Linked DNA regions of Homo sapiens: region 2 is linked to region 1. Evidence: chromatin contacts called from ENCODE Hi-C or POLR2A ChIA-PET data. All regions are on one chromosome and are shown on one strand. The core of a region is the stretch at or near the end of the contact, and the rest is flanking DNA. Distances in the headings are between cores, read along the strand shown. Region 1 overlaps MBD2 (methyl-CpG binding domain protein 2). Region 2 has its middle 53 kb from the start of RAB27B.

Region 1 (5,987 bases), core at 913-3,412:
TATCTCTCTGGCTAATGTTAACATGTATTCTTTCCCTACAACAAATCATAACCATGAACATAATAATTTTTAGCAAGTCCTGTGAGTCCTTCTAGCAAATTATCAAACTTGAGGGTGGTTGTGCAAGTTTAGGAGATTGCAGTGGTGTCAGAAGTGAGGGTGGTCTTGTGGAAGACTGTGTCCTCCAACTTTGATACTTAACTCATTTGGGAATGAGTTTATGAACTCATGCCCAAATCCATTCTTTTAAGAAGTCATATTCATGTCTTAGAGGAACTTATAACTTAGGTAATATGAGAAGCATTTGAGGAACAGGCAATATGTACTCATATACAAGGTGTCAGGCAGAGTCACGCTACTGAGAAGGGACAGATTGGAGGGAGGAATGCATTTGACAAGGCTTTAGGAAAGAAATGTGATGCTTTTTTTTTTTTTGGCTTAAGTAAAAGATGGGATCTGGAAAAAAAAAAGAAAAGAAAATATAGGGTCCGGACTGATTGTGAGAAAAAAAGAAGCTAATTCTACAGAGAAACCAGTAAAAATGAAAGCACAAAGGTAGGGGAAAGCACAAAAGAATAGCAGGCAGTTTGAGACAGAAGATTGAAGCAGGTGTTGTGGTTGACCCCCTAGCAGCCCCAACACTCCCATATGATGATTAATCTAAGCCATCTGGGGTAATTCCAACCCCCTTTCTCAGCAACTAGTTTAGGAATGGGCGTGTTAACCAATTCTAGCCAATGAGGTACAAGGGAAAGTGTTTGGGGCCTTCTAAAAAGCAGGCATATGGCTGGGTGTGGTGGCTAATACCTGTAATCCCAGCACTTTGGGAAGCTGAGACAGAATTGCTTGAGATCAGGAGTTCAAGACCAACCTGGTCGACATAGCGAGATCCTATCTCTATCATATATTTAAAAGAGTAAATAAATAAATAAATAATAAAAAGCAGGCACAGGAAGACATCTATCTTCTCCTTCTTGCCATTGTCATGTCTGGACACCTGGAAGCATCTTGCTACTGAGCTGAGGCTGAAGTCAATTCACGAAGGAGAGGCCATGATTAGAAGACTACACAGAAGCAAAGCTAGAGCCCTGTGGTTTGCATTAAGAATCTAAAGTAGCCTAGAATTGTCTTTTAGATACATTTAATGTACATTTCCTTATTGTTTAAGCCATCTGAGACTGATAATCTGTTACTTGTAGCTAACAGTATGTGGCAGGCAGAAGGCCCTTTTCCAAAAAATTACCCATGCTCTAATGTCTAGAAATTGTAATCATGTTAGGTTACATGGCTAAAGTGATTCTGCAGATACAATTAAGTTTGCAGATCTCAAAATGGAAAGATTATCTTGGATTATCTGGGTGAGCTTAATCTAATTAAATGAGTTTTTGAAGGAAGAGAACTTTCTCTGGCTGGAGTGAAAGACATGAGGCAGAAGGGGAAGTTGGAGCAATAAGACAAATTGACCTGATTTCTGGCTTTAAAGATTAAGGCAGCTGGCTGGGCATGGTGGCTCATGCCTGTAATCCCAGCACTTTGGGAGGCCGAGGTGGGCGGGTCACCTGAGGTCAGTAGTTCAAGACCAGCCTGGCCAACATAGTGAAACCCCATCTCTACTAAAAATATAAAAATTAGCCAGGCATGGTTGTACGCATGCCTGTAATCCCAGCTACCCAGGAGGCTGAGGCAGGAGAATCACTGGAACCCGGGAGGCAGAGGCTGCAGTGAGCCAAGATCAAGCCACTGCACTCCAGCCTCCAACCTGGATGACAGAGCGAGGCTTTCAAAAAAAAACAAAAACAAAAACAAAAACAAACAAACAAAAACGATGAAAGGAGCCATTAGCCAAGGAATGTGGGCAGCCTCTAGACATTGAGGACAAACCCCGACTAACAGTCAGCAAAAAATCAGGGACCTCAGTCCCACCCTATCACAAAGAAATTTCCCTGAGTAATTTGAATTATCTCCATTCTTTAATTCACACCCATATTTCCTCTTGCCTTTCTACTGATCTTTAATAAAATGGCAATAGAGCCTATGGAATGTCATTTTAAAAAAAGAAGAGGAAGAACAACAACAACAAAGATTGTGACCATTCCTTGAATGAATACAAAGTTCCAGTAAAGTTGAGTGTGTTTCTGACTCACTGAGTAATAATGCATTCACCCTTCCCCCAGCCCTCCACCCCCAGTGTTAAATGTTTTCAGAGTTAGGTGACTAATTCATCCTCTTCTCACAGCAGCTTCTGTAAAACCAAAATCTTGTTTGTTCCAAAAAGCCACATGAGTTTCTTAAAATGAAAGTCATAGTTGGAAGGTTATAGTTTTCTCATTTGTAAAATTATACTAAGTGACTCGGCTCTTGTAGGAGACAGAAGAGAGGAAGAGAAAGGTTTAAAAGAAGGCATTCATTCCCAGTAGCACATTCTACCATGTTGCTATTTGTATCAGTCCCCTCAAGTTTCCAAATGTTTCTGTTTTCTCACAACTAGCTACTGTTGGGTGTAAGGCCTTCGTATGAATCATGCTGTGTTCAACAAGCATATTCTTGCTTGCTATCAACCTCTCCCAACACACACACAATTAACTCCCTGCTTTGGTTCTCTCTCAGTCCAGGGAATATTTATCCAGTCAGCGAAAATCAAGGTAACTCCCCAAGAAGCATATTCCAATACCTAACAATTTACCAGCGTTTTTTGTTTGTTTGTTTTTGGGGGAAGCGGTTGCTCCCATTTATGAAATACATTACCATACGGAGGCCACTCTATTAGGTATTTTGTTAGCATTAATTCATTAAATCAAAATGGAAAGTCATTTGGAGGCTACCAACAAATGCAACAACAACAACAATAACAAATCAAGCTGTAGATGATCTGAATTTGTATGTGACAGCCATTCTGCCTCAAGAGTGGAGTGAAATCACTAGACCAGCCCTCAGTGGTTCATTCTTGGATATACATTCCCCACTGAGAATTCTACAGAAGCTACTGATACTACCCCAGGAGAAAGGCACATCGTCATAAAATTGTGTATGTAATGGCAAGAGTCTGGCAGGCTCCTTGACTCCAGGGGAATATGGACCCCCGATGAGGAGTCCTGCACTGGAGCAGTGGTCTCAAAACTCCTTTGCTAATAAATCCTTTCTGAGACAAAAACGTATTCCCAAATTTATGGATATTTACTTACAAATAATATACATGTACTGTTCTACTAATATGTATATTAAAAAACACTCAAAAATTAGAATCACAATAACATTAGATAAAAACAAATATTAAAAGGTCCCACTCCCAGTGAATGGTTTTACACATGCCCTACATCAGGGGCCCCAAGCCCTGGGCGGCAGCAGGCTCGTACTGATCTTCAGCCTGTTAGGAACAGGGCCACACAGCAGGAGGTGAGCAGGTGAGCAGGCATTCCCGCCTGAGCTCCGCCTCCTCTCAGATCAGCTGTGTCATTAGATTCTCATTGGCGCACAAACTTTACTGTGACTCGCACATGCGAGGGATCTAGATTGCACACTCCTTATGGGAATCTAATGCCTGATGATCTGAGGTGGAATAGTTTCATCTCAGAACCATCACCCCACCCCACCCTGCTCTTTGGAAAAATTGTCTTCCATGAAACCAGTCCCTGGTGCCAAAAAGGTTGGGGACTCTTGCCCCAGGGCCTATGGTCCAGTTGCATCTTGCTGCCAGACTTCTCAGAGGATCAAGTTCATGAGGCAAAAAGCTGAAAGTACTACAAAGAAAACGCTAACCGTCGGATAAAAATAATTCCTAACATTCTGTGATTAAGAAGCTTTACCTATTCTCACCTCTTTTATAAGATAAATAATCCTAGTAAAGATTTCTCAGCAGGGAGGTTTACTGGAAAAGCTTTGACTAGTCACCCACAAAAGGACCAGATCTCCTAGGAAGAATCGCTCTGCTTTCAGGCCACAGTCATACTGTACTTGTTAAACCAAACTGTGTTGCTTTTTGTCAGCTTAAGACCCGAGTGGAGAATAGCATTGGAAGGTTGTGTGGCGTTCTCGAGACAGAAAACCTTTACATTCAAATTTCCCTCTCTGAATCTTATTGGCTAGGATAAGTCATTTAACTTATCTGGGTCTTAGATTCCTTAACTCATAAATGAGGAGAAGAAGAATATGTACATATTACATGGCTTACATGTAGATTAAAATTCAAAGATAACATTAATGGAGGTGAAAGTGTTCCATAAATTATTAAATGCTATATAAATGTGAGGAAATAAAACACTTTTTGTTTTCCCATCATTAAAAGTCAAATAATTGATAAAAGTAACTATTTTCACATAAAATTTGCATGTGCCCTTATAGAGAAAACCAGCATGCAAATTAAAATTTTAAAGCCTACTCCAGATCCTTCGAGTCATGCATTTTGACAGCCTGCTGCTCCAAGTCCAAATCCCACAGCTACTGCTAGCTAATTGGGTTGTAACTGACTGGTGTTCCCTGCCCTACCTGTGAACTTTGGGACCCCACCCCCCAGTCTGATGTCCCCTGTGCCCGAGAAACATGATCCAGAGATGTCCTTCATGGATTAAGTCATTGAAGATGACTTACACAAACAGTTTTAAAGCTTCAAAATTTATTGCTGTACATTTTCTCATAGCATTTACTATGGAAATACTAATAGTGCAAATATTTATTTTGGACTTCATAGCATTTGAGAAATCACAAAGCTTGTTTATATCTTTGCAATTATTTATGAAGATCTATATTATTTTAAAAATCCAAACGAGTAATCTTATATTCAAAGAGATTGTATAACACTCTCTAGATCTCCTCTTTAGACCAAAAAAAAAAAAAAAAACACCCTGGAAGCCACCAAGGGCATTTCTTTCCTTTATAATACATACAGCTTCTAACACTTTTCCAACTGCATGACTCTTGTTCATTCACAGATTCATTCAACAAATATTTAATGACAAGCTATTACGTGCCAGGCACTGGGCTAGGCTCGGGGAACATGAGGATGAAAAAGCACAATCTCTGCTTTTACGGTGCTTACAGTCTAATAGTAGAAACAGACATGCAAAAAAAAATTACAATACAATACAATAAAGTGCTTCCATGGAGGTATTTACAAAGTGCGGTGGGAACAGGGAAGGCGGGAAAGAACATCTGCCTGAAGAAATCAGGGACAGCTTCACAGAGGAGGTAGCCATTGAGCTGAGACTTCATCAATGATTAGGAATTCACCATGTAGACGGGCAGGCAAAGGGTGTTTCAGGCAAAGGGAACAACAGGTACAAAGACACAGAGGCCCAAGGGGCACTTCAAAGAAGCAAGTAAAGAGGTTTTTCTTGAGCTGAAGGTGCAGTGAGGAATAGTGGCAGCATGAGGCCAGACAGACAAGCAGGGATCAGATCAAGAAGAGCCTTTTGACCATTCTTCCATTTATTCAGCAAACAGTTACTGAGTGCTTACTAGGTGCCAGTCACTCAGCTAAGTGCTGGGGCTGTAACGGGAAATCAGACAAACACATCCTTGCTCTCATGGAGCTTACATTCTAGTAGAGAAATAGACAAAAAGCCAACAAATAAATAAAATACAGACTTAGAAAATGTCTACAAAAGAAATAGGGTGCTGAGGCAGAAAATAGTGTCACAGGGATAGGCGGTAGTTAGGGTTATTAGCAAATGCCTCTTGGAAAGGATGTAAAACTCACACCTGCAGGGATAGCGACAATAGTGTGCTCCAATGTGAGCACCCACTATGTGCCAGGCACTGTGCTACACACTTTAGAAACAGTCTATCTCACTGAATCCTCACAACAACTCTATGAGGTAGGTATTATTATTCCTATTTCACTGAGGAGGGACAGGCTCAAAGAGATTAAATAACCTGACAAGTCACACAAATGGCAAAAATCAGGATTCAGACACAGGTTCTCCTAATTTCAAAGTGTGTGCTCTTAAAAATCACTCTAAACTGCATACAAAGATAAGTGAGGGAAATAATAC
Region 2 (5,987 bases), core at 2,057-4,556, 630 kb after region 1:
TTCCTACGATTCCACACAGCAATTTGAATCAAAATGTGAGATCTTTCGTTTTAATCGTTATATGCAGCCAAATTTCAAATAGACATCCAGTGTGAAAACAAGAGACATTTTGCCTTTAACTAGTTACGTTGACTTAAGACAGTTAAAATCCTTACTCCAAACTCAGTCTCTTTTATTAATTATTTAAAAAACCCTTAAGATGTTATATTTAATATTGAATCTCTTGCATAATCAATACTATAAGCCATGCTTCTTATTCATTCACTTATTTAACAAGTTTTCATTAGGGATATGCTTGGTATAATCATCAGGCTAGGTATGGTGATTATACCTACCTTGTATATTGCATTGCATGCTGTCCTTCATGGTTTCATCTGTTTCCTCCTTTCTTTGTACAACTTTCCCTTTGCCATCTGGAAGAATAATATCAATTTGCTTCAGAATTTAATTCGGTGCTCCTTTCACACATTTCTTACTCCATGACTGTGTTTACATGCACTTTCAAATCCACTGTATTTTCAGAATGTTTTTAAAGCCATAGATCAATTGCCATGCCTATACTTCTTTTTTTTTTTAAATCTTCACCAATCCTTTTTTGGTTCATTTGGCAAAGGCCATCTCATATTTCTGTCCTGAATTTAATTAAATTGAGCAGACATTAGCTTTGAAATTTCATTTTCTAAAGCACTAAAGGAAATAAATGTTTTTAGAGTCAAGTAAATAGTTAGAGTGATCAAAATTTTCCTGTTACTAAGGTCATCATTCAATACAGGGATGCCCATTCTCTTCAAAGATGCTCTTGATGTACCTTCTAAATGGAAGCTCAGCAACCATGGCGTGCTGCCTTGGTGAAGGGGCTGTAGAGGCAGAGTGGCTGCACCAAGGGTAGAGATGAATTTGGCCTGGTTTTCCCAAAAGGAAACAGACCACAAAGCTTCTGCAAAGGAAAGGGACAGAGGTATTGCCATGGTCATGAACCTTAGTTTCATTCTATGATGCAGTATGATAGTCTTTACTCTTTCACTGTGAATTTTGTCACAGGTAGTCCTATCTTCCAAGCACATAACTCTGCGAGGCACTATCTTAGGTGTTATAGATACACACGAATAAGAAGGATTCTTTGCCATGAGGATTCACATTCTAGCAGAGGACAGAGAGACATAAAGCAAGAGACAATCTACTTTCTTTTTTTTTTTTTTCTTTTGAGACAGAGTCTCACTCTGTCACCCAGGCTGGAGTGCAGTGGCATCATCTCGGCTCACTGCAACCTCTGCCTTCCAGGTTCAAGCAATTCTCTGCCTCAGCCTCCCGAGTAGCTGGGATTACAGGCACCTGCCACCAGACCCGGCTAATTTTTGTATTTTAGTAGAGATGGGGTTTCATTATCTTCACCAAGGCCAGGCTGGTCTTGGACTCCTGACCTCATGATCCACCCGCCTCGGCCTCCCGAAGTGCTAGGATTACAGGCATGAGACATCGCGCCCGGCTGAGACAATCTACTTTCTACCACCAGAATAGGTTAGTTAATTTAACTAAATACAACTTCTATTTTTTTTCCTATTATTGTCTTCAAATAATAACCAGAGACGCCTTCAAGAAACTATGCAACTGAATAGCTAACACACACGGCATCCCTGCCAATTTGTACTCTCAACCAGCATTCTACTCTACCTCCTCCAACAAGTGATGGTAAGAGACAAAAAATCATGTATTACTATTCAGAAACAATTATAACCCTAGAAGGCTTGATTTTAATGTTGGGAAAATTTTCCAAAAATATTAGCATGTTAATAGGTAACTTATATTGAGTATCTATTCTGTGCCAGTCACTGAACCAAGCACTTTTGATGTGTAATCTCAATAATCCTTCCAACAACTTAAAGAAGGTACTATTATTTTTCCATTTTATAGGTAAGAAAACAGAAGCTCATAGAGATAAAGTAACTGACTCAGGTTACATGGTTTTCAGGGTAGAACCAGAATCCAAACACAGAGCATTTGACAGGCTTTGAAGCCAGTTCTCCTGACTACTGTTAAGAGAGCTTAACCTCTAGAATATCCTCATCCTCATTAAAAACTGGCAGTAAAAATGTAAGCAACTGATGATTGATGCTTATTGCATTTTAGAGAGATAGCTAAGTCTTTCATAAACACATTCCTTTTAATTCCCTTTACAATCCAGAGAGGTCAAGACTGTTCATTTTCACTTTTGTTTCTATTCTGTAATAAAGAAACACTGTTCAACAATTGTTTAAGCCAGTAAAATAGCATCTTTTCTTTTTTCTTGGTCATTCTCTATCCCATTATCCTGCTTTGTTTTCTTTACAGAACTTTCCTGTATCTGAAGTAGCTGATGTTTATTTGTATATTCTCAGCCTCCCCTCACGGGATCAGAGGCTGCTTGTGTTTTGTTCACTGCTGCATCCCCTGAGCCCTGAGCCTAGAACTATACCTTAAAAATGCTTGGCACCTAATTAATATCTGCTCAGTGGATGAATGAATAAACACAAAAAAAGCCTGTGTGCTGTCGGGAGCTATCAGTCACTGCTTTTGCATCCTGGGAGGAACTTGGCCTCTGTCCTTCCTACTGCTTCCTCAGAGAGCCTGACCTCAGAACAGGTGTTCAGCTTCTCATCCAGGCACAACTTGGGACTGTGTCTCCCCTTCTTTGGCGTGGCATCTTCCTAGAGGCCATGACCACAGCATCAACATAAAACAGCTCTGAAATCGTGTAAGGCCCAGAAACAATGTCTGGCAAATCCTCAAGCTCCCATTAGCTAAATGATAGAATGGAGCAGCTGCGCTTCAGACCTTATTCTTAAATCTGGAATTGATGCCAAATTAACAATATTCCAGCCATTACTCTTCCAGAAAACAGGGTAGATTTCTTGGCCTAAGTTTTGTCCTCTTGGCATCATATTGCCAAGGAAAATGTGTCCAGAGATTTGTCTCCAAAAGCCTGCTGCCTCAGGCTACAAACCGGTCATTTCATCATGCGGAAACTCTTCCTATTTCTGTCAATTGTCATGTTTTGCCTCCTGGCCTTCAGGATGCCACTAATGTATATGTACCAAATGGAGTCTGACCCCAGAATAAATATCTGCTGCAGTGAATTGAATCTGACATATGATGTTTCCTGCAATCTAACTTTGTCTATCTCTTCATCAACTTCTATATCCCTCTCCCATGAAACTACTTGTAATTTCCTCCACATCTATGCTGCCTCAACTCAGAGCTCTTGCTCATGCTGCTGCCTCTTCCTGAAATGCTCATGAAACTCCCCTCTTTGTCACCTAGCCAATTTCTAATATTCCCCAATCTCTTGCCAATGCACCGGTCACTCATATCAGCTCATGGTCAGCCTCGGCACAGTCATTCAACATCATCCACCTACTGGGCGTCTAGGTGCCTTGCAGTGCACCAGGCACCAGGAAGTGTGGTGATGTCATAAGATAATCATGGGAAAATTATAAGACTTGCTGGCATCTCCACCAAAAATCTCTTGTGGAAAAGATGCTGGAGTTGTACAAAAATCAGAATGTGTAGAATCTGCAAATTCCTGTGTATAAATCCTATTTGTTTGCAAATTAAATTGAATTTGCTTGGCGGTGTTTTTTGTTGTTGTTGTTGTTTTTTAAGAAAATGTCATAGAAAGTAGCCTGTTAGTGTTTCTGATGAGGAAAGAAATTTGCCCATAATCCTGGAAATGGTCTCCTGCTCAGGCAGGCAAAGCCTGGCTAGAGGCAGAGATGCCTTCCATCCCTTCCGCACACTTTTCTATTCCACCCCAACTACCAAGTAAACCAAACCTTTTCTGAGGCCTCAATAAAATCAAGCCTCTGACCTTCAGGCAGAAAGCAGGAGCAGCCTGATTCATATTGAGTATTACTGAGCCCTGCGTTGTGTAGGCAACAGGGATCAGTAAAGCCCAACTGGCTGGGGGTTTCCTGAAACCTCCATCTCTTGTGGTTGAATGAATCATAATAAGGACAATCCAGAAGAGAGTAGTCATCACTCATTTTAGGAGATTGCAAAACCAGCAGTGCGTAAAACAGACAACTTCTTTATCCTCACAGAGGATAGATTCTAGTGGGTGCTGCCATGATACCCTGTGCAGATTTCTGTGTGGGCCATGTCAACAATGTTCTGCAGTTGTTGGTTTGTGTGTCTGCCTCTTGGACTGTGAACACCTCTGGAGTCTTATTCAAGTTTATGACCAAAATGCCTAGACTATCTCCAGCACCATGTCAGTCACACAGTGAAGGTTTGATGAATGAATAAATCTCGGGCCTGGCATGGTCAGGCATGCCCGTAATCCCAGCACTTTGGGAGGCCAAGGCTGGTGAATCACTTGAGAATAGCCTGGACAACACGGCGAAACACCGTCTCTACTAAAAATACAAAAATTAGCTGGGTGTGGTGGCACACACTGGTAGTCTCAGCTACTCGGGAGGTTGAGGCAGGAGAATCACCTGAGCCTGGGAGGCAGAGGTTGCAGTGAGCCAAGATGGCACCACTGTATTGGGCCTGGGTGACAAAACAAGTCTTGGTCTCAAAAAAAAATTAAAATAATAAATAAATCTGACCACAATAACATAGATCACACATAAAAATATGGTGCTTAGAAGCATGCTTTATTTGTATACATTCTGGGAAATGTGAGAGAAATCCTCAAATTTACAATAACTTTTTAATAAAATGCATGAAATGTTACAGGATTGAAGAATTTGAATTTTGGTCTGTTTAAGCAAAGAAGGGCATCAAGAATGGTAAATAATTAACAGTGAGTGAGAAGGAAGAGAAAGTACTTGGGCAGGACAGAGAACTTGCAGTTCTCTTAGATCTCTTGGGTACAGGGATGGGTGCAGGTAGTGAATGAGAAAATGTTACTAGAAATGCATTGACTTGAAAACTGATCCTTAGAGGGTTAGAAATGGGTGCAGTATTTCTGCAGCCCAGTGTGCATGCAAACTCCACCTGAGCTCTAGCTGCGCTTAAATTCAGTGGAGAGTTTTAGAGTACAAACTGGAAGGGTTTGAGAGAGATGTGTGGAGCAGCATGGAAATGATTTACCTTTTGTTTTAAGTAATCAGAGAAGAGAACTGCAAATGCAGTTTGTGTACTCAGGAAGTAAATTATCTGTACTCTCAGCTGCAGTTCTTTAGGGTGACTGTATTTAACATTAGCTGTAAACTTTGTTTACTACTTGTCTTAATTTTCCATTTTATCTTCTGAAACATAGATTTAAGTTGCAAAGTGTATTTTCTTATTTCCTTTATGCTGTAATAAAAAACAAGTTTCTTCATGAATTTAATTAAAATTAACTAGTTTTAAAGTACTTCTTCGGACATAATAGAGTGGCATCCTCTCTCCCCCCCCACCCCTTCTTTTTTATTTCTCTTCTTCCTTTGCTCTTAATTTAGCTCTTACTTTCACTAATTGTCTCCGGCAAAAATATAAGGAAGCAATATTGTCAGGCAATGAAAACTTTTAAAAAGTCAACTTGCTAGAGAACTCAACGTACAAGTGAAGTTACAAGGAACAATTTACAGCTTTTCATAATTATACATGTATGTGTAGTTTTTCTTTCAAAAATCTTCAGCCTAATGTTGACCTGGCAATTTCCTTCTTACCAATAAGTCATGTCTCCTTTCTCGACACACCTCATAAATAATATAATCGCCATTTCTTTCTCTAAGGTGCTCCAGGGTTAGCATTTGGGCATTTTGCCCTTAAAGCCATATTTATCATCTTTTCTCCAAAATGGCTACCTTGCCTGAATCCCAATTTCTCTTTCTCCAAATCCTCCACTGTTTCTCCACGTCCTTCAGCATAAGAATCTGACTCCTTAGCTGGAAGAGCATGGCATGAATGAAGGCAACTGATCTTTGAGTCACAAAGTTCTGCATTCAAATCTGCCTCTGACACTTGGGTTAATTAATTAGCCCTGTGAACCTGTAAAGGGAGATAACAATACCTGCAGACAA

Evidence for each region. Hi-C counts contacts between places; a loop is a spot of excess contacts on that map. ChIA-PET counts read pairs that join two places held with the same protein, here RNA polymerase II (POLR2A). Pooled maps may share reads with other maps.
Region 2: a pooled map shows a loop between it and region 1 (10-fold over the local background). The contact joins two enhancer-like sites. A Hi-C loop is called at or near these places in 1 of 37 single-sample maps with no recorded cell type and 4 of 50 pooled maps. POLR2A ChIA-PET finds 5 or more read pairs at or near these places in 1 of 52 experiments (BJ).

Annotation. Positions count from the first base shown.
Region 1 is chr18:54,147,014-54,153,000 of GRCh38, forward strand. MBD2 (methyl-CpG binding domain protein 2) reads right to left here. Exons shown (of 7, transcript NM_003927.5): 7 at 4,593-5,987. Among named protein-coding and RNA genes, the nearest start is that of SNORA37, 72 kb to the right of the region's middle. Within about 2 kb of position 2,163, at least 10 of the 41 ENCODE cell types and tissues checked have a DNase peak (open chromatin) inside an H3K27ac peak, as active enhancers do.
Region 2 is chr18:54,772,490-54,778,476 of GRCh38, forward strand. It overlaps a transcript of RAB27B not described here. Among named protein-coding and RNA genes, the nearest start is that of RAB27B, 53 kb to the right of the region's middle. Within about 2 kb of position 3,307, at least 8 of the 41 ENCODE cell types and tissues checked have a DNase peak (open chromatin) inside an H3K27ac peak, as active enhancers do.